Linked DNA regions of Mus musculus: regions 1, 2 and 4 are each linked to region 3. Evidence: chromatin loops called from intact Hi-C (ENCODE). Cell type or tissue: left cerebral cortex. All regions are shown on one strand. Each heading gives the region's core, and the rest is flanking DNA. Links, peaks and the distances in the headings are about the cores only. Region 1 holds the start of Ybx2 (Y box protein 2). Region 2 holds the start of Asgr1 (asialoglycoprotein receptor 1). Region 3 holds the start of Slc16a11 (solute carrier family 16 (monocarboxylic acid transporters), member 11). Region 4 holds the start of Gm32946 (a long non-coding RNA gene).

Evidence for each region. Hi-C counts contacts between places; a loop is a spot of excess contacts. Peaks named below come from ENCODE experiments on the same cell type or tissue, not always from the same donor. Only the 100,000 strongest peaks of a DNase experiment are listed, where the experiment ranks them.
Region 1: it touches region 3 in a loop (9-fold over the local background); 14 of 42 quality-filtered maps call a loop at or near these places.
Region 2: a loop joins it to region 3, with 4 times the contacts of the local background. A loop is called at or near these places in 26 of 42 quality-filtered maps.
Region 4: a loop joins it to region 3, with 5 times the contacts of the local background. A loop is called at or near these places in 16 of 42 quality-filtered maps.

Annotation. Positions count from the first base shown.
Region 1 is chr11:69,931,218-69,938,804 of GRCm38, forward strand. It overlaps Ybx2 (Y box protein 2), which reads left to right and starts at 4,682. Exons shown (of 9, transcript NM_016875.3): 1 at 4,682-5,031; 2 at 5,680-5,743; 3 at 7,125-7,158. The coding sequence starts at 4,758. In left cerebral cortex, for the core only: CTCF peaks have their summits at 1,236 and 3,105 (motif pointing right); DNase peaks (open chromatin) are centred at 3,122 and 4,464; H3K4me3 peaks cover 1,299 bases.
Region 2 is chr11:70,052,650-70,060,236 of GRCm38, forward strand. Asgr1 (asialoglycoprotein receptor 1) reads left to right here and starts at 1,706. Exons shown (of 9, transcript NM_009714.3): 1 at 1,706-1,839; 2 at 2,232-2,317; 3 at 3,348-3,464; 4 at 3,588-3,683; 5 at 3,765-3,836; 6 at 4,209-4,295; 7 at 4,383-4,534; 8 at 4,615-4,721; 9 at 4,838-5,246. The coding sequence starts at 2,251. The coding sequence ends at 4,994. In left cerebral cortex, for the core only: a CTCF peak has its summit at 3,105 (motif pointing right); DNase peaks (open chromatin) are centred at 3,121 and 3,414.
Region 3 is chr11:70,208,946-70,216,532 of GRCm38, forward strand. Slc16a11 (solute carrier family 16 (monocarboxylic acid transporters), member 11) reads left to right here and starts at 4,965. Exons shown (of 5, transcript NM_153081.3): 1 at 4,965-5,319; 2 at 5,557-5,767; 3 at 6,010-6,153; 4 at 6,339-7,106; 5 at 7,192-7,469. The coding sequence starts at 5,566. The coding sequence ends at 7,421. In left cerebral cortex, for the core only: a CTCF peak has its summit at 4,191 (motif pointing left); DNase peaks (open chromatin) are centred at 1,887, 3,761, 4,170, 4,960 and 2 more places; H3K4me3 peaks cover 1,654 bases; H3K27ac peaks cover 1,500 bases.
Region 4 is chr11:70,071,599-70,079,185 of GRCm38, forward strand. Gm32946 (a long non-coding RNA gene) reads left to right here and starts at 6,073. Exons shown (of 4, transcript XR_879978.1): 1 at 6,073-6,138. In left cerebral cortex, for the core only: CTCF peaks have their summits at 3,252 (motif pointing right) and 5,573 (motif pointing left); a DNase peak (open chromatin) is centred at 3,267.

The DNA.
Region 1 (7,587 bases), core at 1,062-6,061, 280 kb before region 3:
GGAAGGCAGCTAAGAAGTGAGTGGGACGGAGGGAGGGAGTGGAAGAGGAAATGACAGAGGTCAAGGTATGTGCCAATCCAGCCCCTGAGACAGGAGATTGCAGCCATTGAAAGAGAGGAAAGAGAGCCTGGGAGGGTAGGTCGAGCATGCCTTTATCCCCAGAATTTGGGAGGCAGGGTTAGAAGGAGCTCCACCAGATGAAGACTAGCGTGAGTCCTGGATACTGAGTCCCAGGCCAAGAAGAAGAGCTACATAGCAAGATGCCATCTTAGCTGTTCTTCTCCCACCAGGGGAGAAGGATGAGAGGGAAAACCATTTAGGCAACAAAAGGCAGGTTGGAAAGGAAGGTCGCTGGAAGTTTGTGCTATGAGGGCACGGAAGTGACGCCAGCTTCTTCTTCTTCTTCTTTTTTTTTTTCTTTTTTGGTTTTTTGAGACAGGGTTTCTCTGTGTAGCCCTGGCTGTCCTGGAACTCACTCTGTAGACCAGGCTGGCCTGGAACTCAGAAATCCGCCTGCCTCTGCCTCCCGAGTGCTGGGATTAAAGGTGTGCTCAACCAATGCCCGGCCCAACTTCTTAATCACTGAAATATTTTAAATAAATGCCACCAAGCTTCCCCTGTGCTTTGCTAAGCCTTGGCATCCAGAGGAGAGTGTTCTAAACGTGAGGCTCTGAGGAACGACCAGGAGTGGGTGTTTGTGGTCAGGTGCTGGGAACCTAATTCAGTGAGAGGGGGAGAGAGGGGGACTTTAGCTTGTCTCGGCGTCTTTTGGAGATGGGGAGGACTCGGGATGAAAGACACAGGTTTGAGAGCCATCAGAAAGTGGGTGCTTGGAGCCAGTAAGCTGGCTTGTCAGGTCAGGGCATTTACTGCAAAGCTGACCACCTGAGTCTTTCCCACAGGACCCACGAGGTGGAAGGAACGAGCTGATTCCTGAAAGTCACCATCTGATCTCTGCATGTACTCTGGCATGTGTTCCTCCAGGAAGCGAGTGTAATTTAGAAAAAGAACTGCAGCAAGGGCATGGTGGAGCATGGGAGGCTGAGGCAGGTAGATCTCTGTGAGTTCAAAGCCGGCAAGGTCTTAGTCCAGGGTAGCCAGGGCTCTGTTACACAGAGACAGCCTGCCTCAAAAGACCAAGAATAAAATAAAATAAAATAAAATAAAATAAAATTGCATTTTGCCTGCCAAGTATGCAAGTGCATTACCTGCTTGCAGGGCCTGAGGACATCAATAGAGGGCGACAGATCCCCTGGGACCTGAGTTAGATGCTTATGGGCTACCATGTGGATGCTGCAAACCAAATCCATGGGATTTTGTTGTTGTTGTTGTTGTCGTTTTGTTTTAACAAGAGCAGCAAGCACTCTTAAACACTGAGCCATCTCTTCAGTCTCTAATAAATGTGATTTTGGGGGGGGTGGGGGGGTGGGCAGGGTCTTTCCGTATAACCCTGGTTTTCCTAGAACTCACTATGTATACCAGCCTGGCCTCAAACTCCCAGAAATCCATTTGCTTGTGCCTTTTGAATGCTGGGCTTGAAGGTGTGTGCCACTAAGCCTAGCCAATAAATATGAAGAAAGTCATCAGCAGAGCCAGAGACTAAATACGACGACAAACAAGAGATGGGAGAGCACAGCTAGGCCTGACGACACTAGAGATGTGAGACTGGGGGAGAACAAGCTGAATGGGCAGGGAGCTTGGGTTGTGGAAGGGGTAAGTGTTGGGAAAGTCTAGGAACTCACTCAGTACCTGAGGCAGGAAGGTCAAGAGGTCAAGTTCTACCTAGATTTCAGAAAGAGTTAAAGGCCAACTTGAGCAGCTTAATGAGACTCAGTCTTCAGAAGAAAAAAAAAATATAAAAAATGGGCAGGAAAGTTCGGGTATATAGCTCAGTGGGACAGTTAGCCAGGAAGAAAAAAAGTCATCCACAAATATCTTAGGTGGAAAAAAAAAAGAGCCTCTGCTTCATAGTAGCACATATCTTTAATCTAGGCACTCAAGAAACAGAAGCAGGTGGTTCAAGGCCAGCCTGGTCTCCAGAGAGAGATCTTATCTCAAAACAACCAAACTGAAAAACCAGTTAAACAGTTTGAGAGGCTGGGTTATAGCTCAACGGTAGAGTGTTTGTCTAACATGTGCAAAGCCCAGCGCCACAACCCATTTTTTAAAAAGATTTATTTATTTATTTAATATATGTGAGGAATCACTGTGTTCAGACACACCAGAAGAGGGCATCGGCTCCCATTACAGATGGTTGTGAGCCATCACATGTGGTTGCTGGGAATTAAACTCAGGGCCTTTGAAAGAGCAGTCAGTTCTCTTAACCACTAAGCTATCTCTTCAGCCCACCACAACTCATTTTTATTTTATTAAAAATAGTTGCCGGGCATGGTGGCGCATGCCTTTAATCCCAGCACTTGGTAGGCAAAGGCAGGCGGATTTCTGAGTTCTGGCCTCGAACTCAGAAATCCGCCTGCCTCTGCTTCCCAAGGGCTGGAATTAAAGGCGCGCGCACCACTGCCCGGCAGACTTATTTATTATTATACATAAGTACACTGTAGCTGTCTTCAGACACACCAGAAGAGGGCGTCAGATCTCATTATGGGTGGTTTTATGGGTGGTTGTGAGCCACCATGTGGTTGCTGGGATATGAACTCAGGACCTTTGGAAGAGCAGTCAGTGCTCCTACCCACTGAGCCATCTCACCAGCCCCCAGTTTCTTAATCTTAATACAAAAAGGGCTCACCTCCGCTTGTGGGCTTCCTCTCGTTCTCCCACTCATTATTCAGCCCACATCTGAACTCCTCCGTACCTTTGACACCTTTCTGAGTCTTCTGTTACAGCAGTGAGATTGCTTTCCTCAACTAGGATCTCTCTCTTTTCGGGGTCAGGGTTAGAGTTAGAAGCTTTAACAGTATAAGGAAGCGGTCATTTCTGCGCACCTACTGCCTCCCTGGAGACTTGGTTCTTTTCTTGTCTCTTCTCTTTTTGTATTCACTCTGCCTGATGCCCTAAAAATTCCAATCCTCAGCTCTTAAAGGACCAGAGGGGTGCGGTGGGCAAGTTTGCTGTTGAAATTATGACTAGGTGGACCCCAGGAGAGGCCAGCAGAGGGCGCGCTGGGACAGGGAGAGAGATCATACGGGGCTATCCGCGTAGCGGGCACCGCCAGAGCTCACTTGGGGAGCGCGGACAAACTCAGCGGCTCACTCGTGCTACTCCCAGTGGGATAAATATGATCTCTGTTTAGTGTCGCCCATGTCCTCTCATGTGAAGGAGGCGGCCCTCGGAAAGAGTGACTTAGAGCCGTCTGCAGATTGGGAACCAACACTTATTCTGATCGGTGATGCGTTGTTCCAGGTGCTGAGACAAAAGAGTTACTGCTGTGGCGTTTACTGCCTAATGTGTGTTCAGAACATTAAAGGAAATAAAGGGTCAAAACCATTTCATATTTTTTAAAAAGTCACGATAAGATAGGTTAGTTGATACTTGAAGAGACACTCCTCCCACCCCCGGCCACGAGACGCAAAGATAGCAAGTTTTAAGCAAACAGCTTATACAAAGCTGGTCCTGCAATCCTGAACCTAAGAAAATCTGAAGTACTTGATGGGAGACACCAGAACTGCGGCAAGAGGGTCAGGAGGCCAGAGAAGGCTTAAAAGGACTTTCCTGGAGCAAAAATAACGAACTTTAGTTTGTTTAACACATGAGCTCTACCTGGCCTCAACTAGTGAATCTTCCTTCCTTGGCTTTCAGAGTGCTGGAATTACAGGTGCTATCTACCATACATAACCTATAAAGAAGGTATCTTAGGGTGTTGGCTACATGTATGGATATTTTATTAAAACTAAGAAAAGAGCTGCGCTTTGTTCTAAATCTGTAAATGTTGCTTTGTTTCTTTTTTTCTCATTTCTTGAGACATTGCCTCTCAGTGTAGCCCAAACTGTCCTGGAACTCACTATATGATCCAAGCTGACTTCGAACTCAGTAAGGCTGCACTGGGGAGGCGAAAGCAAGAGGATCAGGAGCTCAAGGCCAGGCTGTGCTACACAGACCTTGTTTCAAAACATAAAAACGAGAGGTTTCTGCTTGTGACAGCCACTGTGCCTGCCCTGGAGTGTGCGTGGACGTTCTGTGTGGGAAGGTACCCAGGGCGGTAGTGGGTGGAGAGTTCGGGCACCGACCGTCTGAAGAGTGGAGGTCAGCGGGCCCCCCTCACTGCAGAACCGCGGCTGCCGGCCGCTACCCCCACCCGGGTCGTCAGGGGCAACCTTGGAGGCTCGCCCCGGCCCCGCCTTGCGCACAGAAACCAGGTGGCCGTTGAGGCGCCACCAGCCGGTTTGATTTCCCGCGGCCGGTGGAAAGGGGCGGAGGGGGAGGGGAAATGAGCCATTAGCCAATGGGCTGGGCCGAGGGCATCACGTGGCGGCGGGGAGGTGGGGCTCAGGTGTACTTACGGAGTTGCGGGAGGGGGCCGCAGCTTTAGAGCGGAGTCCGGGAGGCGGGGCTGGCGTGCGGGCCTGGGGGGCTGCGCGGCTACGATTGGCCGGCGGCCGGGAGGCGGGACCTGAGCGCGCCGCTTCAGCCGACTGCGATTGGCCTCGGCTCAGGGCCCGCGGCAGGCGTGCGGGCGAGGCTCGGGGCGCGAGGACCGAGCCGGGTGGCCGGTCCGCGAGCCGGGGGGAGGGGCCGGGGTGGTGGTGGTGGCAGCGGCGGAGGAGGCGGTGGCGGCGGGGGCCGGTACTGGACCCGGCGGGATGAGCGAGGCGGAGGCGTCAGTGGTGGCGACAGCGGCCCCCGCGGCGACGGTGCCCGCGACGGCGGCGGGGGTGGTAGCGGTGGTGGTACCGGTGCCCGCGGGAGAGCCGCAGAAAGCAGGCGGCGGGGCGGGCGGCGGGGGCGGAGCCGCCTCTGGCCCCGCTGCTGGGACCCCCTCAGCGCCCGGCCCTCGCACCCCTGGCAACCAGGCGACGGCGGCCTCGGGGACTCCCGCGCCCCCGGCCCGGAGTCAGGCGGACAAGCCGGTGCTGGGTGAGGGGGGGGCACGCGCTAGGGCGGCTCTCAGGGTCGGCGGGCTGGGGGAGGGGCAGCGGGGTCTGGAAAGCCGAAGGTAGGCCTGGCCCGAAGGACTAATCATAACTAGTCCCGGAGCTGCCGAATAAACTATTAGTGGATTCCGCTGGAGGGAAATCTTGCCGCACCTTCATGAGCCGGAGGGCGGGGCAGGCAGGTTCAGCTAAGGCTTTGGGTAGGAAAATAAAAACCTCCGGGTCTGGCCACACCCCTGTTTGCGGGATACTTGGTGTAGTTGACTCCGGTTCTTGTTAGGTAAACCTCTGAGCTTGGGAGGCAGGTGGATGGGGTCTCTTAAATTTAGGAGGGCTAGAACGGCTGTTGAGTTTTGACCCTGAGGGTGGACCAGGTGAGTACCCGGTTCTAGGTGAAAGACCTGAACTCCGTAGGATGTGAGGAACGTGGGTTTGAGAGCCTGAAACCCCCCTGTGTGTTTTTCCACTTAGAAAGAGGGTTAAGAGTACTTTGACACTTCCAGCGAAGTCTGGTTGACTCGCAGCTTATTAGGGAGGCAGGTTAGGTTTTAGCTTAGTTTTCTCTCAAAACTCAGCCCAACTCCCGTCTCTTCCCCCATCTTACTATCCCCACTGCATCTCTGCCTGGCAGCAATCCAAGTCCTGGGCACAGTCAAATGGTTCAACGTCCGGAATGGTTACGGATTCATCAACAGGTATCCGAGGAACCCAGGGAGGGGGAGGAACGGGTGTCTTTTTCCGAACTGACCTGTGGGATTGGACACCTTATTTCATCTCTACCCCTGCCAAGGCACATGGTTGTGATGTCCAGCTGAGGCTAGTTGAAAGTCTTTAACCACAACACAAATGTATGCTTACTGGCAAGGAGAGGCTGCACCCACATCTTCAAGGGCAGCAGAGGCTTAATGATCCAGGAACTTGGCAAACCTGCCCCTGACCTTCCCAGCTCTTCTGTCTCACCTTCTGGAGTTGCTGCATTATTTTTAGCATGCTGTGTGCCTTTGGGGTAGAATGTTTGGGGCTCCTGGTTGGAGTCCTCACTGATTTCCTGGTTTAGGGCAACACTACTGGCACCCTCACAACTTCTATCCCTTAAAGAGCTGTGGCTCATTTGAACCACGCACCACCCACCCCTAAAGGATAGAACTGAAGCTGGTGTGTGCGGAGCAAGAGAGCGCCTGCCCAGGCTGAGAAGGCTTTGCTTCAGCTGCAGCCCCACCCCTTCCAAGCTCTGGGAAAGGCTGGAGCAGATTCTGACCTAGTAGAGCCAGCACCCCCCCCACACACCCCACCCCCCGCCCCCTACTCTGGCCTTCCCCTGCTCAGGCACCCTGCCCAGCCAAGCCCTCCTGGGAGCCTCAGTTCCCTCTTTACAGGCTGACCTTTGTGCAGATCCAAGTTCTTTAAAACTAGAACATTTGTTCTAGGGATGGCAGCTTCCTGCAAGGAGTCCTCCTCTCCCCTGTCCTGGGACTAAACCAGAGTCATAGGCAAGGTGGTGACAGAGACTGAGAGTATGTCCTTTCGCCCTTGTTCAGCTTGTGTGGAGAGCTTGTGGTTCTCTAGGCTAAGGGCGGCTAAGGCTTTGTGTCTGGTTGCAGAATGCTCCTAATGTCGTGTTCTCTTCTCACAGTTGTATACCCCTGTCCCTGTCCCTGCTTTCTCCCTCCTTGAACATAGAAGGAAGGAGCCTGTGGAATTTTCCAACCCCAACAGGGGTTGGAGGGAGAAGGGGACATTGGCCAGGGACGGTTGGACCTGGCACCAGCAGGTTCTGAGGTGCCTCTGGGGTAGAAGGTGACGCTGTCCTGGCTCCTTCAAGGTGCCTTTACCACCACCTCCTACCTTTTCTTAGGAAGTCCACGCCCCTCACTGTGGATTTACAGTGGGCCTCTCTTTGTACCAGCTTTTAGAGCCCTGGTGGCTTGCTGTTCTTGCTCCCAGGGTCCCATCATGCCCCCAGGAACTGGGGTAGTGGAGAGGCTGGGCCCATCTTGGGGATGGGCAGCTAGGGAGGCCTCGGTGGAACTGAGTGCCTTGCCCATCACCCCCTTAACAACCCATCCTGTTCTGCAGGAATGACACCAAGGAGGATGTCTTTGTTCACCAGGTAAGAGCTAGGCTGCCTTTCTGAGGGGAGGCTTCTCCCTCTCTGGAAGCCTTTGCCATAACCCTAGCTGCACACAATGTATTTCTCTGGCTCCTCACAGTAGCCTGCCTATAGCTGGCTTCCCAGCTGCCTCAGGTGCCTGTATGAACCACCATTAACCCAACTTTCATTGAGTTGCTAAACAGCTGTCAGAGGTGTGTGTGCTGCCCTCAGGGCATGGCATGCCCACCACCTCCTGGGACCTGTTAACACCACAGGAAGGAATCAGGCAATTTTCTGAGGGAAAGGCCAGAGACACTTGGGTGCAGTGAGTCTCAGTGTGTTCTGTGGGCCAGCAGCAGCATCACCTGAATCCTCAGGCCCCGCCCCAAGCCACTGAATTAATCCGCCTCGGGGCGGGGCGGGGCCTGGGCACTCAGTTTTGACCCG
Region 2 (7,587 bases), core at 789-5,788, 160 kb before region 3:
CATGGTTGTGTCCTCAGGAGAGATTATTCTGAGTCAGAACCAATGGTCGAAGCCGCACTTTAACCTTTACAGTGGAGATGGTCTGTGTTTATTGTTTAAGTTGCTAAGTTGTGGGGTACTTACTTTGTGGTAAATGACTGGTACACATATCCAATGGGATATATATATACATATGTATATATACTATGTTATATGTTATATATTATACTTATACATAGTATATGTATAATATATATTATAAAATGTATCTCTCTAAATAGAAATCTATTGAAAAGGGATGAAAAACTACACACACACTCATTCATACATCCACAATCCACACTTAACATTTATTCAAGCATGTGTGTTAACATTAGTCCAGTACTGCTCTCTGATCCATGAGCTTAGGGCATGGCTCTCAGGTATGAACTGTATTTCAAAATGCCTTCTTCCAGGACAATATGCAAATAGAAAGATGCAAAAATCCTGAGTTTACAGCATTTTCCAGTTTTACAAGCTAGGGCTGAGGTCTCTCTAGCACTGAGAGAGCAAGAGGCTCGGTGCCCCCTGCTAGTCCCTACCTCTATGAGTAGAGCTACTATTCAGACTGGATCTGTATCTGTTTGCTTGCCAGAATAAACTAGATTGTAAGTGGCAAAATCAGAGAGTGTTAAATTAATGGCCCAATTTTCACCAAAATCGCTGGCAGCAAGCCCGGTTCATGTAAACATGCGGATTTTTAGGACACAGACAAGCAAGGACGCACAGAGTAGTTGGATTTATGTAAGCGGCACCTTCCTGAATAGCTCACAGGCTCTAGACGGCCACAGAGGCCACTCCTCACTGTGGAGCCTAACAGGAGGAGGATTATATGTTGAATATTGCTCTTGTCCCAAGCCTGAGTTCTGACAGGCCTCTCTGAAGCTCTCAGGACCATGAGGGGCCATGTTTAAGCCTCTCTGGGGATTTGGGGACCTGGTGCGTGGGACAGCTAAGGATCCCATTCTGAGTGAGGTGCTGGAGGCAGCACACAGGTCACTGAGTTGGGCTGCCCGGGTGTTAGTCTGTGCTCTTCTGTGTAGTATGGCTTTGAGAAGCCCTTGTCTTCCAGAGCCTCAGCTTTCTTGCCTGCAGAATGGGTTGTTCTCTGGGGATGAGAAAGGTTGAAGTCCTGGGGCATATGGTAGAATCAGTGATTTCTTGGCCCTGATCCTAGAGGGGAGCTGCTCCTCCTGTTACCACTGCGCTGCTTGGAGGACTACCATAGAGTGAGTCAGTCAGGTTAGGGCTGAGGAGCCTGGAGCTGAGACCCCAGGAATCTACAGCTTGCAATTATAACACTGAGGTCACAGGGCAGGATTGGGCAAGAGCGGGGAATCAGTTGGTGCCTCTGATCCTGGTCAGGGATATTTGGAGATACGGACAATTCTGGGAAATTCAGGACCGAAAGGGGGAGGGCTCTGAGGGCAAGCAGCAAACTGTTCCCTAGCCTTTTAAGGCCTGTCTCACCCACAAAAAGGTAACAAGTATTGAACATGCGGAAGTGCATGCGTAGATGTGTGTGCCTCTGTGTGTGTGTGTGTGTGTGTGTGTGTAGACTCCCCTTTTCTGAGAAATAGAATAGAGGTCACCCATGCCTTCTTTCCTCCCCTATACCTCCCCAGTTCCAAGTCTACTCCTACCTCTGTTTATGGTTCAAAGTCCCGGTGTTGGTGATGCCAGGTTCAGCGTGCTCGGACACACATGGGCCCTGGATGGACCCTGTCCCCTCCCCTCCCATTGCCCAGGGCTCTTCACCTGGTTCTTCAGGCTTCAGCCCCCTCCTTAGCCTGGGCTCTTCGTGGTGCTGAGGGACCTTCAGTAAGTACAGCAGGAGGAGAAGGGATGGGTGACAGCCAAGAGAGAGTGGCTGTATGGGTTCACATGCGCAGTGTGTGTGAATGGGAGAGGAGAGATTTTTCTTAGACAGAATGTAGCCTTGGTTAGTCTGGAATGCACTCTGTAGACCAGGCTGGCCTCGAACCTACAGAGATCCACCAGACTCTGCTTCCTGAATACTGGGATTAAAAGCATGTGTCATCATGTCCAGCTAGAGGATAGATTTTTGGATGTCAGGCTTGGGAGCAGATAGGGTTAGGGGAGACAGAAAGTATGTCCACCTAGTCAGATGTAAAAGGGAACTGGACTTCATCCAGCTCTGAGTCTGTTAGCCTCGGCCTCAGCTCTAAAGGCTCTAAATTTGGCTGTCCTAGGTCCGGATCCAGTGCCATCATGACAAAGGATTATCAAGATTTCCAGCACCTGGACAATGATAATGACCATCATCAACTCCGGAGAGGTGAGAGGTGCTCCCTTTCAGAGAGGCGAGGGGTTCTCCCCTCTGGAGGAGAACATCAGTGGCTCTGTCCCTCCGACTCAGCTCCTGTGTCCTGTGGAGATCCCTAGCTCTGTTCCATACACTCAGAAAACAGTGGCTGCATCACTCTTGCTGGGACATAGGGTACAGGGCATAGTGTTGGCATCCTCAGTGACAGATGTCCAAGCTTCCTCCCAATGTTACCCATTTCTCAAGACCCCAGGCAGAGGGTGGCTCCAAGGTGTGGGGCCTACTGAAGGTCGGGGGCATGAGCTTATTGTCAGCCCCGTCTGAAGTTAGGTCCCTTTCTTCTTCAGTTTCAACAGTGTGTATGTGGAGGTGGAGGTGGGGATGGGAGGTGATCAGGATCAGTTTGACTTAAGGGACCCTTGGAGAGGGGGCTGAGGGTCTCAGCACGGATGAAAGATGAAGCATCTGCTCTCCCTACTTTGTCCTCTGAGCAGGGACTGTCGTGTGCCTGTACAAACAAATACAGAGCTCTTGAGGTATCCCAGGTGGGCAGTGTGCTTTTATGCAGGAAGGAGCACAGGAGGGGAAACGGGGCGGGGGGGGGGGGGCAGGAGGGAAAGCCCGCAGGCCAACCGACAGGACTGAGTGTCATTTTCTCCCTTGGTGGGAGAGGCTCACCTTTTCTCCTTGCATGCAACCAAAGACGCACAGGATTCACGGAAAGAGGAGGAAACCCACCCTTCCCACACTTTGGTGGAGCAATGACTCCCCAGGCGTGGTTCATCGTCTGTAATGACAATATTATGCCACAGGGTGGCAGCAGAGGTCCAGGGCTTCGGGAATGCTAGGGCAGGTCAAAGCTTTGCACTTCTGATAACCCCCTTTCTTCCCTATCTTTAGGTCCTGCAGGGTTGTCCACGGCCCACATTTCTTAATCTATACGGCCCCTCTTAGTCTACTGGAGAGCTTAGTTTGCGCTCTTCCTAATACCTCGGGATTTAGGTTGGCCCAGGTAGTGAACTCTTGATACGCTCTCTTGCAGGGCCGCCTCCCACTCCACGGCTCTTGCAGCGACTCTGCTCTGGATCCCGCCTCCTCCTGCTCTCCTCGAGCCTCAGCATTCTGTTGCTGGTGGTTGTCTGTGTGATCACATCCCAAAGTGGGTGGCCAGGGCTGGGCAGAGAAAGGGGGCAACTTCGGGTGTGTGTGAGCAAGCGGTGGGTGCGGTGGTTGGTGGACACAGACAACTTATTTTTCTCTACCCACATCCTCTCTTGCTTAGATTCCCAACTCCGGGAAGATCTGCTGGCTCTAAGGCAGAATTTCAGCAACCTCACTGTGAGCACTGAGGACCAGGTCAAGGCCCTGAGCACCCAGGGTGAGGGGGACTGGGTCTGGGGCCTGGGTCTGGGTGAGGGGTGGTGGGGTTGTCAGGACTTTGAACAAGTTTATCCTCTAGGAAGTAGTGTGGGAAGAAAGATGAAGTTAGTGGAGTCGAAGCTGGAAAAACAGCAGAAGGATCTGACTGAAGGTGAGGATGGGGCGGGGGGGGGGGAGGGAAGGGGGAGGGGAGGGGAAGGGGAGGGTGAGGGGGGAAGGGAAGGAGGGGAGAGGGGGGAGGAAGAGGGAATGAGGGGCAAAGGGTAAGAGGTTAGGGGGAGAAAGAGGGAAGGGAGAGGGTGAGGGTGAGAGAGAGAGAGGAGGGGGAGGTCAGGTGGGGGGAGGGGTCTGACATGGGGCCAAATCTCGCAGCCTAGATCAAAGTTTTGGCTAGGGAGCCTGTGATGATTGGTTGTTCTCCAGTGTTCACACTCACCTCATTTCTTCCTTCTTCCTCCCCTCTTCTCTCTGCCTCCTCCTGTCCTCTGCCACTCCCCCCCATCCCCATCCCCCCGGCCCCCAGATCACTCCAGTTTGCTACTGCACGTGAAGCAGTTAGTGTCTGACGTGCGAAGCTTGAGCTGCCAGATGGCTGCATTTCGGGGCAATGGTGAGGGATGGGGGTACTAGTCCCACTTTCTTGAGCACCCCACCCTGGCAGCAGCTCAGCCCTTCACCCTGCATTCCCTCACCTCAGGCTCTGAAAGGACCTGCTGCCCCATCAACTGGGTGGAGTATGAAGGCAGCTGCTACTGGTTCTCCAGCTCTGTGAGGCCTTGGACTGAAGCTGACAAGTACTGCCAGCTGGAAAATGCCCATCTGGTGGTGGTGACCTCCAGGGATGAGCAGGTGAGGCCACGCTGAGCTGGGTTCTTCTGGGATGCTAGATGGTGGAAAGGAGAGGTCACTAAGTCTGCTTCTTTCCTCAGAACTTCCTCCAGCGCCACATGGGCCCCTTAAACACTTGGATTGGCCTAACTGACCAGAACGGGCCCTGGAAATGGGTGGATGGAACAGACTACGAGACAGGCTTCCAGTGAGTGTGGGTCTGCGGGCAGGGTAGCTGGTGTCATCCTGGGCCGGGGGTCTCAAGGCTGGCGACATGACTGAGAGTCTGATCTCCCGGGGCTCACAGCCATCTTCTGTCTCTAGGAATTGGAGACCAGAGCAGCCAGATAACTGGTACGGACATGGGCTTGGAGGAGGCGAGGACTGTGCCCACTTCACGACGGATGGCCGCTGGAATGACGACGTCTGCAGGAGGCCCTACCGCTGGGTCTGTGAGACAAAGTTGGATAAGGCTAATTAGGAACCTTCCTTCCCCTCATTTATATCCTTAATTCCTTGAGCTGCTGAGGTTTAGAACTGGTAGAGCCTACCTAAGGGTCTCCCCATCTCCAGGAACTCTCATGTAGGATTTTTAAAGGACCGGTAAAGAATGGTGTTTGAGAAATGGTGTATGATGCCTGGTGGTGGTAGGGGTGCGTATTGAAACCCAGCGCGCAGTTCTCTTCTGTCAGCTTGTTTTTTTTAGAGTAAAAGGAAGAGAAATAAAAGTTCATGAGCTGTCTGGTCATTGGGATTAGGAAGCAGGTGTGGGTTGGCTCATGTTAGGAAGGCTTCGGGTCAGCAGCCGAGCTGTGAAAACAGAATGAACTTTGGGTAGCACAGCCTGCTGGCAGCCTGGCTTCGCCGTGGACAGATACAGCAACGTGAGCTAGTTATTCTGTCCTAAAGTCTCAGTTGGAAGATGGGAGGATTTTTGACCTCTGTCTGCTGGGGGCAGGACCAACCACCAGGGAACTGCAGCCCCCCTGTGCTGAGTGCATCAGAGACTTGGAATGGAACACACTGGCCTGCGACACTCATCACAACGAACAGAAACTGCTTTGTACACTGAATAAACGCAGTGAATACCCAGCTCAGGATCACAGACACATGAATGCAAAGTTATATTAGTATAACCAAGGGTGGGAATGAGGGCAATTACAGATAACTTATAGACATGAATTACTAACAAAACAGGGCAAAATGTTTGCTCATAAATAACATGAAAATACAATATATAGTCATATGTATATATACATGTATATATATAAATGACATAATATGTATATATTTTTACAAATACACTGCAGGAAAATAATATTTTTCCTCTACAGAAGAGATTGGCAAATCTGACATCTAAAATTAGAAACAAGCACTAGGCCAGACTTGGATGAAATAGTTGAAGCATTTATAACAAGTAATTAATATCAGGACTATGAAAAACTATGAAGTCTCAAGAGGAAAACTCAACATGGAAATGTGAAAAGACACGGTCAAAAACATTTGTCACTTCAGGTTGAGGGAACTATTCCCCCTGTCCACAGGCAGCCAGCGGTCTCCAGCGGTCTCCCTTCCTCTTGCCTGCCTGATGGGGCTGCCGTGGGCTTGTGCTGGTGACGCTGCCCATTGGGGCCTCTTGACAAGGAGATTGTCTTCAGTATATGATACAAATCACTTACTTTGAAGTAATAGTTGCTGTATGTGGATCATTTTGATGATATTTAAATGGGCTAGAGAAACAGCTAATCAGTTAAGAAAGTGTATTGCTCTTCCAGAGGTCCCAAGTTGGGTTCCTGGCACCTACAACAGGCAGCCCTCAATAGCTTGTAGCTCCAGATGGGGGGGGGTCTGACACCCCTGAAGGCACCCCTGAATGCATGACCTACACTCGTGCAGACATATCCATGCTCACAGACCAAAAAGAAGAAAATCTTTTTTTTTTCTAAAAAAAAAAAAAACAATTTAAAGAACTTATGTGAAAGATGCAAACTGAAAGATAACCATACAGTCTGAGCCCATCTACATAACCACAGAAGAGAAAGAAAAGAAAAAAGAAAACCCTTAAATAGTAACTAATGGAAAATTCCATGGCGGCAGCGTGCGGATGCTTCATCATTTATCACGGGATGATCTTGTCTGATAAATTCATTGCAAGCTGTAAATGCATGTTGTATGTGTGTGCTTGCATGTTGTCATGTGTGGAGACCATAGGTTGATATTGAGTGTCTTTCTCCATTACTCTCTACCTTATATCTTTTGAGGCAGGGCCCCTCACTGAATCTGGCTAGACTGGCTGGCCGGCAAGTCCCAGGGATCCCCCAGTCTCTGCCTCCCTTTGCTGGGATTATTGTCAGATAATGCTGTGCTCAGGTTATTATTAATATTTTTCATTGGTTCTGACCCTTCTGTGGCAAGCCTTTTGCTGACTCGGCCATCTCTCCGGCTGGCACATGCATTTACGATACATCTAATCTACTGACCATTAGAAGTTACTCTCCGCAGGTGATAGAGGTCATTGTTGTCTCTCTTGATAGTGTGGCTGACTGTGTGCTGTGACTCTGTCACCGTCTGGTGACAACAATAGAGAAGCAAACTGGAGCAGGGATCCTGTGGCATAGTAGTGCTTGCCCAGGAAAAGATCTAAACTCAAAATCCAAAGAATGGATTGGCCTCATGCATGCTGTGTCTCCACCACTGTGATGTAGAAAAAAAAAAAAAAAAGGTAAGTCAAACCTTCTTACATCAGGGGCACTTCTGCAGCTGATGATAACGGCCAGTGTGGCCATTCTGCTCCATAAGGCATTCTCATCAGACAGCCCGTATGGAAGCCCTAATCCTCCCCAGACACTGCCTTAGTCCTGTTTACTATCTGAAATCAACTGTGCTTTGGAATGTAAAGTTGACAGGAGTAAAGAGTAGCTTAGATTTGGGGCGGGGCAGGCTGAGGAGGGCTATAGAGCTGGGGTGGGTGTGTACTTTGAGACTTTCAGCAGTAAGTCACCAGAGGACAGCTATGTAGAGGTCGCTGGGTTATACAGCTGGAGACATGTGAGTGCGTGTGTACATGGAGCCAG
Region 3 (7,587 bases), core at 1,469-6,468:
AAAAAGTGCCACTGAAGTCTAGCTTGGTGAGTTTAATTGTGATTACCTACAGAAGTGTGGCTGAGGAAGAATTCAAGAAAGCTTGGGCTCTGTCCTCAGCCCTGTGAAACGAAACTAAATCCTGAAGGGGTGACAGGGTGACATACTGACATCTAGCCCAGTAAAGAATTCTCTCTACAGCAATTACTCAGTGCTCACATATTCTCAGGAAGTGATGAAGCCTTTGAGTGTAGAGAGCCATTCCAGACTTCCTGGCCAGCCGGACAGAAGTCTGCTCCAGGTAGTAAACAAGCCCATGTTTGGTGGATGGCCCGCCCTTAATCCCTGATTGGCTGAGCAAACCTGCCTGGTGAGGTGATGTGACCTGTGGTGATTGAGGTGATGTGACCTGTGGTGATTGGTGGGGGTGTGGTTGTGGCTGGAGTGGAGAAAAACACTTGTAACTAGAGATGCTGGGGGATTTTAAGAAAGTAGCTGCCTGAGTAAACTGCTTAAAGAAGAACTGGTGGTTGCGTCTTTCTTGCTGGCCAAGTGGGACGTGACATTTGAGCACCACAGAGATCACCTGTGTGCCTCCAGGTGACTTCCCCCTATGACTTCACAGGAACTTCACGAGCCCCTCCCCTTTCCAATAGGAAATGAGAGTGTATATCTCACCCAGGTAGCCACAGCTGCTCGGGTGTCAAGATGGCCATGGCCATGCCATCCCTGAAGGACATAGTTCCACAACAGTACAGCTGACCTGGAGCTATTTATTATATAGCTCAGGCTGGCCTTGAACCTGTGATCCCTCTGTCCCGCCACCGGAGTGTTAGGATTATAGATGTATATTACCACTCTATTAACATCTTGTATAAAAATGAATAAAACTTATTCTGAGCCCTCTCTTGGTTTTAGTTTTGGTCAGGATAAGGAAGTCAGCATTCTCACAAGCTTGGAAAACACAAGAAAAACAAAACCAGAAAAGTGGTAAAGACAAAAGTCTCTGTATCAAATAGTGGGGCTCTGGAGGAACAGAATAAATGTATGTATTTATACACATGTACATGTAACAAAAATTCTGTAGGTTGGAGACGAAGATCGGTTGGTAAAGTGCTTGCTTTGTATGCATGGGTCACAGGCCTCATCCCCAGCATGGCAAAAACAAGCTAAAATTGGTTGCACACCCCTGAGGGCATGGCAGAAACTGGTGCCACCATCAAAGACTTGAAAGATGCAGAGGTGGTGACTCCATTCAACCCTTCTATTTTGTGCAGAAAACAGATGGGTCAAGGAGAATGGCAGTTGAATGTCACAAACCTAATCTAACAGTGATTTCAATTATAATAGCTGTTAGGTATGCTGTCCTTATTTAAGCACATTAACACATCTCCTGGTACCTGATATGCAGCCATTGGCCTAGGAGATGCTTTCTTCTTAGCACAGGAACACAAGGACCACCAGAAACTGCTGCTTTTACCTAACAAGCCCAGTAATACACCTTTATCATTATACCTCAAAGGCAAATTGATTCTCCAGCCTTGTATCATAATTTAATTTGAAGTGAGCTTGATCACATTTTTTTCCTTCCATAAAATATCACATCAGTCTACTCCATGAACGACATTATGCTGATTGAACAAAGTTAGCAGGAAGTAGCATCACTTGAGCTCATTGGTAACAACACATACACCAATCAGAGGACAGGAAATAAACCCAACCAAAATTCAAGGGTCTTCTACCTTAGTGAAATTTTCAGTAGTTCAGTGGTGTGAGGCATGCAGAGATATTCCTTCTAAGGCGAAGGATAAATTTTTGTATTTGGCCCCTCCTACTACCAAGTAAGAAGTATAATGTTTAGTGGATCTATTTGGTTCCTGGAGACAGCACATTCCTCACTTGGGTGTGTTACACCAGCCCATACTGAGTGACTCAGAAAGCTGCTAGTTTTGTGTGGAATCTGGAACAGGAGAAGTCTCTTCAGCAGGTCCAGGCTGCTCTACCACTTGAACCATGAAATGCAGTAGACTTGATGGTACTTGAGGTATTGGTGGCAGATAGAGATGCTGTTCGGAGTCTCTGTCAGACTCCTGGGGGTGAATCACAGTGAAGGCATGGCTCTCCATCATCTGCAGACAGCCATTGGCCTGCTACTGGGCCTTAGTGGAAACTAAACATTTGGCACTTGATGACGGATTAACCAGATTACCATGCGACGTGAGCTGTCCATCATGAGCTGGGTGTCGTCTGACCCACCAAGCCATAAAGCTGGACATGCGCAGCTGCAATCCATTATGGAATGGAAATGGTATGGATGTGTTTGGGCTGGAGCAGGTCCTGAGGCACAACCAAGTGACATGAAGTTGCTCAAATGCCCCTCGATCCTACTCCTTTCACAATGCTTTCTGTCCCCGAGCACATACACACCTACAGCTTCATGGGGTGTGCCTTACGGTTTGCTGACTGAGGAAGACAAGACTAGACCCTTGTTTACAGATGCTCTGCAGGCTGAACACCACCTGAAAGTGGACAGCGGCCGCAGTCCAGTCTCTGTCTGGGACTCGGAGCCTTAAAGGGCATAGGTAAAGGGACACCTTCTTAGAAGACAGAAAGAGAGCCGGGCGTGGTGGCGCACGCCTTTAATCCCAGCACTTGGGAGGCAGAGGCAGGCGGATTTCTGAGTTCGAGGCCAGCCTGGTCTACAGAGTGAGTTCCAGGACAGCCAGGGCTACAGAAAAACCCTGTCTCGGAAAAACAAAACAAAACAAAACAAAAAAAAAAAAAAAAAAAAAAAGAAGACAGAAAGAACTTCTGACAGCTCACATGGTTGTACATTTAGCTTGGAAGGAGAAAAGGCCAGAGGTGGGATTACATGCTGATGCAAGGCGATTGATTACCTTTAACCCCAGCACCTGGGAGGCAGCATAAGTTCAAAGTCATCCTTAGCTACACAGTGAACTTGGGTCAGCCTGGGCTTCAGGAGCTACACAGTGAACTTGGGTCAGCCTGGGCTTCAGGAGCTACACAGTGAACTTGGGTCAGCCTGGGCTTCAGGAGCCTCATCCTTCCCACCCCCACCCCCCAAAAAAGAAAACTCCATTTAATGTTTCAAAAAGCATTCATACTTTATAACCCATGTGATTCTAAAAAAAAACTCACAGGATTGGTGTGGTTCCTTGACCTTGAGTTTACTAACTTGGTTTTGAGTCTGAAGTGGCCACTTGGCAAAGGGAGGCAGTGCTGTAGATAGAGCCTTGTCCAGTTGCCCTGGGCTACGGTGGTGCCCGTGAGGGCTGTTACGGATCCTATTCAGACACTGCTCTAAGTCTCTTACTTTCACATGCATACGCCATGACGAATTTAATCCTTACAACAACCCTATCAGGTAACTGTTATTATAACCATTTGAAAAACAAGGAAGCAGATCCTCGTTTGCACTCAGATAGCGAAGCGAGAGTCAAGCTTAGTAAGTCTTCTTGGGGTTCTAGGTAGGGGGTCCACTTTTCCAATGTTCATTAACTCCATGGACAACACACATTGGCTCTGGCTATGAGCATGAGGAAGACGAGGAACATGCCCTTTCACAACCAATCACCCTAGGCTCCGGATTTTGCATTCTGCCAAAGTACACAGCATTATTTGGTACAACCCAGAAATAGTCTCCTCTCTGGCTGTATTTCTATTTCATCACGGAGAGAGCCATTCCTTTGGGCTGGCCGGGTTCCACTTACAGAGAGCAGACTTCTTACTGGCCTTCTCAAGAAACCAGCCAGCTGTTCCCTGCCTCCTTGGTGGCTGAGTACCTGCAGGCGCCACCACTCCGGTGGCTTTCACAGACAGCTCCTGGCTGGTGAATGCAGTGAGGCCACTTTCCTAAGGTGTCTGTGGCAGGGCCTCACACCTTCATGGTCTTCTGTTCTAGGACATTTCAGCAGAAAAACCATTTATGTGAAAACCCAGAACTGAGAAAAGGGTAGACTTACTGAGGAGGGAGGACGCTGATTCCCTGGGGTGGGAGTGTGGGATGGGAAGGTAGCCTGGCTCTCCTTTAATGGTTGTGAGGCCTTCCCCAAACACAGTGATGTGCTTCTGAAAGTCTGTCTACTCTCTTTAGTCTTCCAGTTTCACGACTTCTCAGCTACGTTTCTTCCCTTTCTAGGCTGATACTTTCTCATCAATTAGGAAACACCGCCATCCCGTGGCTACGGGTTGATATAAGCTCCAACCTGCAAATCGCTGAAATTTCAATGGCATTGTTTAATGATTAAACCAAATGAATCAAATGGCGGAAGTAAAGCAATAGTGACTGCTAAAGAAGGTTGCTCGTTAAAATCTTCAAGAAAAACACCTGGGTTTATTTCTCTGAATTCTTCCTTAAAAAAAAAAAAATCTTGCCCAAGCCTTTCAGCTATTCCCAGCCACCCTCACACTGTGGCTCTGCATGAATTCTGTCCTTTCCACTACAGTTCACATCAATCTGTCTCTCCAAGCTCTTTCCCTCAACTGTCCCCAATCTCTGTGTCACTCCTAGGTCTGTTCTCCCTGTATCCTCCCACGATAGTATAAACCTAAGTTCAATTTTTTTTTTTTTTTTAGCTGAACGCTTTGGGGTGGGTTAGGGGTCAGCTATTACATTTGTAAAATGGGGATAGTGCCATCTTCATAGGGATATTGTAAGGATGAAATGGCCAAGTATGTAAAGACTGCCTGGAACATCACAGGTCTTGGTACCGAGAACTCGCCTTCCTTTCTAGTGAGGGCATGCTGGTGTTGTCCATTGGAGGCCAGTGATTTGAGTGATTTGATGTTGGAGCTTTACAGGATCCTCAACAACAAATCCGAGAATCCAAGAACTCATTTAGGTTTTGGAGACCACTGCTATTTTCATGCGTGGGCAGTTGGCCGGGCGAAGAGTGCAACCGGGCTCTTCTTGCGTGCGCAGCAGGTGCGTGGGTGTGAGCCCCGCGGCGTGAGAGGCGCGGGGAGAGGCGGGGCGCGGCCACCAGGTACGCTCACTCCTCGCGGTTCCCCAACCAGGGCTGGGGCTCGTGTGTGGATAATTCAATCCTCGTGGGACTCGGCGTCAGGCCTTAGCCAGGCCTGGGTGGATTGGCTGTCTCTCTTTCCCCCGCCCTCGGTATTCACCCCCACCCCCACCCCGTGTCCCAGGTGGCTTGGGCCCCTGTGGTGATCTCTGTTTACTGGAGAGAGCGGTCCAAGTTGGGCTCCATCTCTGTGCTGGCTAGCTGCTCCGCAGAACCCTTTCTGCGGAAAGCGCGGAGAAAATCCGGCCGAACCCACCTTCGCCCTTTCCCTACCCCCAACGCCGGGAGAGGTCGGGTAAGAGAAAGAGGGTTTGGGAAGGATGAGCCCCTGGCCTGGGGGATCCTGCTGCCCCTCCATCCCAGGACCTCACGCGCACCTAGGACTTCTATCCCTAGGCCTGGTTCCCGCGCCCATGCTCCGGGCGACGTGCCCTCCCTGGGCGAGCAGCCCGAGGCTGGATCTCAGGGACGTCAGCTCCCTAGCGGAGGCCCAGGCGTGGAGACTTCATTCACAGGTGTTTCCCCACCCCAGCAGACGGCGATGACCCCCAAGCCGGCCGGACCCCCGGACGGGGGCTGGGGCTGGGTGGTGGCGGCCGCAGCATTCGCCGTGAACGGGCTCTCCTACGGGCTCTTACGCTCCCTGGGCCTTGCCCTCCCCGACCTCGCGGAGCACTTTGAACGAAGCGCCCAGGACACTGCGTGGGTCAGCGCCCTGGCCTTGGCCGTGCAGCAGGCAGCCAGTGAGGGGGGCCCCCCGAGGTGGGAGGCGGGCACCGGGTGGAGAGGCCGTGGATGTAGTGATGGGAGACAGCAGACTTGATTACCAGACAACCTGAGAGTTACTGGTGGAACCAAATTCTAGAAGAGTGGGTCTTGAGGTCAATGGGAGGAGTTACCAGGCCAGGCAAAACAGCCAATGAGAAATGTTTCGGATAGTTTGGGGGTCCCGGGGCATGTCTTCGTTGACTCCGCCCCCTTCTAGGCCCAGTGGGCAGCGCCCTGAGCACTCGCTGGGGGGCACGCCCCGTGGTGATGGTTGGGGGAGTCCTAACCTCGCTTGGCTTGGTCTTCTCGGCTTTCGCCCGAAGCCTCCTGCACCTCTACCTCGGCCTGGGCCTCCTCGCTGGTAAGAAGAGTGGGGTGGCTGTATGTTTAAGGGGTGATAATGGGGACAGGAACTTCTTATAGGATAGGGGACTGTACAAGGCGGTGTGTGTGTGTGTGTCCGCGTGAGCGTGCAGAGGAGAAGAGGGGCTAAAGAATGTTTGCAAAGCCATGCCTGTACCCTCATCCTGTCCTATCCATTTGCAGGCTCTGGCTGGGCCCTGGTGTTTGCCCCAGCCCTGGGTACCCTCTCTCGGTACTTCTCCCGCCGTCGGGTCTTGGCGGTAGGGTTGGCGCTCACCGGTAATGGGGCATCCTCGCTGCTCCTGGCACCTGCCTTGCAGTTCCTCCTTGATACTTTCGGCTGGCGGGGTGCCTTGCTCCTCCTTGGCGCTGTCACCCTTCACCTCACACCCTGTGGCGCCTTGCTAAGACCTTTAGCTCTCTCTGGTGACCCGCTGGCCCCACCTCGCACCCCCCTAGCTGCCCTTGGCCTAGGTCTGTTCAAGCGCCGGGCCTTTTCAGTCTTTGCTTTGGGCACCGCCTTGATCGGGGGCGGATACTTCGTCCCCTACGTTCATTTGGGTCCGCATGCTTTAGATCAAGGCATGGGTGGTTATGGGGCAGCGTTAGTGGTGGCTGTCGCTGCAGTGGGAGATGCCTGTGCCCGATTGGCCAGCGGATGGCTGGCAGACCAGGGCTGGGTGCCCCTTCCGAGGCTTCTGGTGGTGTTTGGGTCTCTGACTGGGTTAGGGGTACTAGCAATGGGACTAGTGCCCACTGTGGGGACAGAGGAGGGTTGGGGGGCTCCTCTGCTGGCCGCTGCTGGGGCCTATGGGCTGAGCGCTGGGAGTTATGCCCCACTGGTTTTCGGTGTGCTCCCGGGGCTGGTGGGCATTGGAGGTGTGGTGCAGGCCACAGGGCTGGTGATGATGCTGATGAGCCTCGGGGGACTCCTGGGCCCTCCTCTGTCAGGTAAGGGCTGAGCTCGCGGATTCGCTCACGACTCTCTTCTGCCCCTGAGATGCCAAGCTTCTAAATTCCTTTCCCCTCTTCTCAGGCTTCCTAAGGGATAAGACAGGAGACTTCAGTGCCTCTTTCCTGGTGTGCAGCTCTTTCATCCTCTCTGGCAGTTTCATCTACATGGGGCTGCCCAGAGCCCTCCCCTCCTGCCGTCCAGCCTCACCTCCAGCAACCCCTCCACCAGAGAGAGGGGAGCTGCTCCCAGTTCCACAAGTCTCCCTGCTTTCCGCAGGGGGTACTGGCTCCATCCGGGATACCACTTGTTGATCATTTTCTTGGTTGACCTCCTTCCCTAATAAAGAATTTTTATCTTACCCTCTTGAGAGTTCCATTAGCCAAACCAGGACCTCAAAGCATCTCTACTTATTTCAATAAAACTAGTTGAAAGCAACAGGGTCCCAGCAGCCCCGGGGCGGTGAGGGATGATGTCTGC
Region 4 (7,587 bases), core at 1,045-6,044, 140 kb before region 3:
CAGTAAGTGAATTTCCTCTTTTCTTTAAAATGGATGTCATCATTTGGTCCTTCAGAGCTTCGGTAAGGCCCAACAAAGGTAATAGCACAGGGTGTGTTCTTTCTCTCTCTCTCTCTCTCTTTCTTTCTTTCTTTCTTTCTTTCTTTCTTTCTTTCTTCCTTTCCCTTCCTTCCTTCCTTCCTTCCTTCCTTCCTTCCTTCCTTCCTTCCTTTCTCTCTCTCTCTCTCCCTTCCTTCCTTCCTCCCTCCCTCCCTCCCTCCCTTTTTTCTTTCTTTCTCTCTCTCTTTCTCTCTCTTTCTTTCTCCCTCTTTCTTTCTTTCTTTCTTTCTTTCTTTCTTTCTTTCTTTCTTTCTTTCTTTCTTTTTCTCTATCTTTTAAATTGACATAAAAGTTGTGCAGGTTTGTGGGGTGCTATGTAAATCAAGATACACGTATACATTGTGACTTTTAGGTGTTTTGATCAATGTGGATTGCTTAGAGTGTCTTATAGTCCTCGTAAATACCCTCGGCCAGTCGTGTCCTGCCATACCTACCCTTGGGCTCCTGAGGTAGAATTCATGTCCCTGATCATCTATGGTTCTCCAGTCCATTTTCTAAGTATCTACTTGGGCAACAGGCACATCCTGCCTGGCCTGTTCATGAGCCAGTCCAGATTTTAGCAAGGCCCAGGAGCCTATAGGCTGAATGTGCTCCTGAAAATCCTACACTGATGCTCTCTCTCCCTTCTTCTATTTTTTTTTTTTGTTGTTGTTTATTTGTTTTTTGAGACAGGGTTTCTCGTATAACCCGGGCTGTTCTGGAACTCACTCTGTAGAGCAGGATGGCCTCAAACTCAGAAATCCACCTCTCTCTGCCTCTGAAGTACTGGGATTAAAGGCGTGTGCCACCACTGCCCGGCTGATGCTCTCCCTTCACTATGATGGAATGGTGGGATTCAATGTTGGTGTCTTTGATTAGATTTAGATGAAGTCATGAGCGACTGGTCCCCATGATGGGATTGGGGCCTATGAGAAACTGTAAGAACACATACATCCACTCTTTCTGACCACCGTTGGATGTGATGTGGCCACCTGCAAGAGGGTTGCTGTTTGCAAACTAGAAAGAGCACCCTCACCAGATGCCGGACCTCCTGCTGAACTTCTTATTTTGACAGCTGACCTTCCCATATTTTGGAATTATAAGAAAGGAACGTTTGTCATTGAAAGCATTCATCTTAGAACTGAGATTAGTGTTACTATTTCAGTCATGATGTATTTCCCTTGAACCACTTAATTTTGAGGAATTCTCTTTTTTTTAAAAAATATTTTTTAAACTTATGTGAATACATGTGTGTCTCTGTGTGGATGTGCGCAGTTAGTGTAGATTTCCCCAAGCCAGAAGAGGATTCGATAGGACTGGACTCACAGCGGTTGTAAGTTCTTACCCCGAACTCCCACCTGGCTACTGGGAGCCTGGTCCTCTCCAAGAGCAGCAAGCACTCCTACCTGTCCTACCTGCTGAGCCTTCTCTCCAGTCCTGGACATGTCCTAATGACAACACATCTCCAAAAGATGGGGCTGGTCATGATGGCACATGCCTATCATTCTAGCCCTGGAGGCTGAGGCTGAGGCTGAGGCTGAGGCTGAGGCTGAGGCTGAGGCTGAGGCTGTGGCTGAGGTAGGACTGAGGAGTTCTAGACAACCTGGGCCATACAGGGATACCTTGCCCAAACAAAGAAACAAATGAACAAAAGCAAAACAAAATAAACCCCACAGGGTTTCTCTGTCCTGACTGGCTTCAAACTCACAACATCTACCTGCCTCTGGCTCACTAGTGCTGGGATTAAAGGCATGCATTACAAAACCTGGCTGGGATTTTGATTTCTTTGTTGAAGTTGTTGCTTGTCTAGAGAAGTGTGTTTAGTCATCAGCTCTGTACACGGGCCTATGAGGCAGGACAGCCTCAGACCAGCTTTTGTCAGAATAAGGACCTTTTGCCAGGTTACCTGCTGACTTCATCTAGGGAGGATATTAAATGTCAGTTTGGCTACACACACACACACACACACACACACACACACACACACACACACACACAAGCTTAATTTCCTGAAACCCAGCACCGCGTTTTATCTTTAAAAGCTAAGAACAAAAGCTATTGCTAGCAGGAGTTACAGGCAGGCTTGGTGGGTGAGATAGACCCCCACCTCCACCCTCTAGGGCGGATGGGATGCTGGAATCCGGTGGAAGCATGGATCACATTTAGCCAGACTCCCAGTCCAGGGACCACTGGGTTTACAGCAGGCTCCTGTAGCCTCCCAGACACCTCACTCCCACTCCCAATCCCCTTCGTGCCTGCCAGGCTGCGGCTGCAGACGAACTTTCACTACACTTTACTGGGCTTTGCAGGCAGGCAAGGAGCAGGATGAAAAGACTGAATGATTTTGGTGCTGGGATCCTTCCTCTCCATCCGCAGCAATGGACCCCATCTCCCCACAAAGGACAGGAGCGCAGTCTCAGCTGGTGGTTCTCAAATATGCTCTTTGGCCAATCAGAGCACCGCAAAGTCTGTTGCAGGCTGCGTCAAAAACATGCATGCCAGAAGCTTCATCTTCTACTAGGTTGAAGAGATGCTTGTAGCAGACTTGAGTGTTGAGGATCCACAGAGGCAGTTGGTTAAAGGAGCTGGCTGAGAAGATACACCTGGGGTGAGACGCTGAGAGAAACTACTGCAGGAGATTCTACTACCCACTCAGTGCGTGGCAGTGATGCCCGGGGAGTGGGATTTTGTTCTGCGTGGGAAGACCCCACCCCGGAGCAGAGCTCTGGGTAGGTGCTCTTGTTTACCTCCAACCCTGCAGTTCTCACTCAACGGCAAGAAAGGATGTGAACTGTTAGAGATAGGTAAGACCCAAGACGGCCGGCCTTTGGCCAGTGAACTTAGAACACAGTCGTCCTGGCTCTGGATCTGGTTCAGCATATCTGGATTGGAACCAGAAAACTGGTATCTTCTGAGGCCACGCCTCCTTGACCTCACCGCAAGCAGTTTTCCCTGGTCACTCTAAGAGTGACCACTATTGAAAGGAGCTGGGGGTGGGGTGTGTGTGTGTGTGTGTAAGTGGTCAACTTAGTCTTAGGAGTTTAATTATGGATTTTTAAAAAGAAGCTGTAAGAACTAACGGTCTAACATTTCACTTTAGTATTTAGGAAAGAGGCATAAATAGTATTGCGAAATGTTGCTTAAGGGCACCTGAAACTGGAGCTGTACCACACGGTGGCGCTGCTATCCTGAGTGTAGGCTGGGCCACTTCCTAATCTCCATGTGGCTAACAGTCTCCCCGCCGCTGGTATTCCTGACTTATTACTTACTAAGACCTATTTTCCATCTTGGCTGTCCCGGACCCAGACCTGCCGTGCTCCTGGGCCACGATCCCCAACTCTTACGTGATGGTTATGCTCTTTCTTCTGCACCTCTTAGGCCTTGTCTTTGCTCCTTTCCCAGAGTGATGGCTCTCTCCCTCCTCCCTCGGTCCCTTGCCTGGGAATTCTAAAGTCCTCCTTCTGTCTCCCTGCCCAGCCAGTGGCCACCGGCAACTTTATTTACCAATCAAAACCAATTGGGGGCAGGGTCCCTCACTATCTTATGTGCAGATTCCCATGTAATTTTGGGCACCCAATAAACACAATACAAGAGTTAGACCAAATCCACAACACTACCCAGCTGCAAACCTGTGACCCACAACAGTTGGCACATGGGTGAGATATATATAAAAATGCAATAAGTGGCATTTGCATGTTGGTGGAGTTGACATTCACTCGACAGAGGGCAACCATGCCTCGTACTGGAACTAGCTTCCCGGAACTAGCAAGGTCATAGAGCTGAGAAGAGAACGTATTACTACCACCATTGTTTTTATTTTTCAGAGACTACTTTTAATATGGGTTCTTAAACACTTTATCCTCCCTTCTAGGCTACCGCCCAGCAGAGGCAGTGGGAAAGAGAGGTTATTAGGATACGGGGAAGTCAACCTGTTTAGAAAATCAACAGTCCAGTTCACAGGTCAACATCGGCAGCTAGATACACTCGAAAACACTTCACAGATATACAGTCAGTCAGTTCAGGAGTGTTGGAATAGCAAACACAAATCAGCAGCTGTGGCATGACCTAGCAGATATAGCCAGGCCTCCGCTGACTCAGCATGAGTCAGCAGGGACACCAGGAGTTCTTTGCTGTGTCTCTCTCAACAAAGTGAAGATCTGTGAAGATACTACAAGCATTGCAAAGCTAGCTGTGCAAGCCCCCATCACTCTCCGTCGAGTCCTATTTATACTCTCTCCAAACATCATGTGTCCTCCATGGATCTTGCCTCATCACATGTCTTGCCTCAGCATGTGAGTCTGTCTTAACAAAACTCCACGTGAGTCTGGACCGGCTGACATCACTCTGCCAATCGACCCGAGTCCGGGGAAGTGGCAAGAAGCCGCCAGCACACCACCAGAGGTTTTTGGTGTGTTTCTCTCTATGGATTCATGGCAAGCAGAGCTCATCATTGCCATGTAAGGTGAACCAATACATGCCTGTCATTAGTGAAGCATCCTTCATCACGCATCCTTTCATGTGCAAAGGATGAAAAACATCCTTTCCCCTGTGTCTGCTTCAGAAAAACAGTCCTTCATGTGTTTGCCTCAGCAAAACAACAACCAACACAACTGACTTTCCAAAGAAACTGTAAGTTTCCACTTCATACCACTTTGCTAGACAAGCATAACTTCTTCCATCATTCTAAATCTTATCCTGTAGGTATCACACCTGTCAAAGGAGCCTCTCCTGGCAGCGAATGGAGACCACCACAGAAGACCACAACTGGACACAATGCAGAGACCAATAGATTGTAGGAGGCCCAGCCATGATGGAATATATCTACATCACAGCTCCTGCACCTATCTATGGCTTAGGGAACATTGTGGAAAAGGGGGCAAAGGGTTGTAAGATGCAGGATACAGAAAGTGAAACAGTCTTTTGTAGGCATGGCTGTGTAAACAAGGCCAGAGCAATGATGATATTGATGGATAGGTTAACATGGAAGGGGGAAGTTTTCATGGAGGCCCACCCCTAGACGACCTACAGGAAACTAATGACTGCTGGGAGAGAGACAATTGGCTTCTCTTAGGGATGAGCCTTTTATTGTTTGTCTAGTTCAGAGTGATCAACCTTGAGCCATATATACACCACCAAAACAAATGGACTCAGCAGGTTGTATTAAAATACATTTGTGCATACACATATACATATATGGCAATAATAAAGGAAAACAGGTTATACATTATCAACTTCAGAGGGGGGGAGGTGCATGGAAGGGCTAGAGGAAGGTGCTGGAGGCAGGAAAGAAAGTGATACGATTCTATTTCAGTTTAAAAAATACATTTAGCTGGGGCTGGAGAGATGGCTCACTGGTTAAGAGCACTGACTGCTCTGCCAACAGTTCTGAGTTCAAATCCCAGCAACCACATGGTGGCTCACAACCATCTATAATAAGATCTGATGCCCTCTTCTGGTGTGTCTGAAGATAGCTACAGTGTACTTACATATAATAAATAAATAAATAAATCTTAAAAAAAATACATTTAGCCCGGCTTGGTGGCGTATACCTTTAATCCCAGCATTCAGGAGGCAGAGGCAATTGGATCTTTAAGTTTCAGGCCAACCTGATCTACAGAGCAAGTTCCAGGACATCTAAGGCTTCACACAGAATCCTTGTCTTAGAAAAAAAATATTTTTAAAACCTGATTATGAACCATGGCTGGAGAGATGGCTTAGTGGTTAGGTGCACTGGTTGCTCTTCTAGAGGACTCAGGTTCAATTTTGTCTCTTTGCTTCCTGACTGGATGCAGCCAGCTGCTTTAGACTCCTGCCACCAGTTCCCTTCCACTGATCCCCGCTCAGAAACCAGCACCCCCCCCCCCCCCCCCCCCGCCAAGCTTGCAGCTCTCTTTGGGACAGAGTTGGTAGGAAAGCACTCTCTACTGTGGCCTTGTGAGCCTGTTGGCCTCATTCCAACAGCAGCACAGTTTGCCGGTTCCATGCCCTGTCCCACATAGACTAGGCCAGACTGAATGACAGGGAGTGGAAATTCTCAGCAGCCCCTGCAAACCTATAAAGGTAGGAAAGTTCCTGTTTCTTGGGAGCTGAAGGCCCATCTCTTCTCCTGAGACTTTCCTCATGCTACACTTGGCAGCTCTCCCTAATCCAGCTCTCAGGATTTGAAGGGAAGGCTCTCTGTCGCTCTGTCTCTGTCTCTGTCTGTCTCTGTCTGTCTGTCTCTCTCTCTCTCTGTAGGCCTGGTCATGTCCCACCTTCAGTGACCAGGGAGCACTCTCTTACTACAGTGCCCTCTGAGGGGTAATTCTGTGTGACTTCTCTACTGAACCCTCCCTTCTGATGGCATTTTATTCATAACAACCCCCTGCCACAGTAGACTCTGCCTTTAAACTAGGAGCCTGAATAACCCCTTCCCTCCTTAAGTTCTTCTGTCAATTTTTTTTTCCTTTGAGACAGGGTTTCTCTGTGTAGTCCTGGCTGTCCTGAACTTGCTCTGTAGACCAAGCTGGCCTTGAACTTAGAGATTTCCCTCATTCTTCTGAGATTAAAGGTGTGCACCACCACAGCCTGGCATTTTGGTTTTTTAGATATAATCTTACTCTGTAACTTAAGCTGGTTTGAAAATCAGGCTGACCTTGAACTTGGAACAATTTTTCCTGTCTCAGGCCCACAATTGCTAGGATCATAGGCAAGCGCCACTATTACCAATTGGAAATATTTCGGAATAAAGCAGCTGCCACGAGTCAAAGAACAAGTCTAGCTCCTTCTTCCTTGTCGTAGACTAGATGTGGGGAGAGCAAATCTCCTCTGACCCCTCTGTCCCCGAACTAGTGACACGCATGAATACAACTATAAATACACACACACACACACACAGAGGTCTGTGTATGAAAATAACATGTCTAAGTCTATTGAGTCCTTATTTTGGGCAGCAGAGGACCAATAAACAAGTGACATTGTGAATGGCACCAGCCTTGGGATTAAGTTGCCTTTGAAAGCCCTTCCAACTGTCCTTGAAGAGCGAGGAATGGGTCTACAGGTCCTCATGCCATAGCCATCGAGTGCTTATTTCTTAACACCACCGACATGCGTCTAAAGAAGGGCTACTCTGCCCACACCTTTAATCCCAGCACTCAGGAGACAGAGGCAGGCGGATTTCTGAGTTCGAGGCCAGCCTGGTCTACAAAGTGAGTTCCAGGATAGCCAGGGCTATACAGAGAAACCCTGTCTTGAAACAAACAAACAAACAAACAAACAAACAAACAAACATACAGACAAACATACAGACAGAAGGGCTACCCTGTCTCTGAGCAGTTGCAGCCACTCGTGCTATTTTATGAGAGCCATAGGACTTTTCTTTTGAACAGTTTCTTCTGATGTTCGTTGGATGATGGTGGGACTAATGGATAAATAACAGGCCATTTTTTTTTCTAGACAATCCAAACACTGTTTTGCAGACAGCCTTAGTCCTAAAATCAGACATTCTTTCCCCAATAACAGACCCTGCCT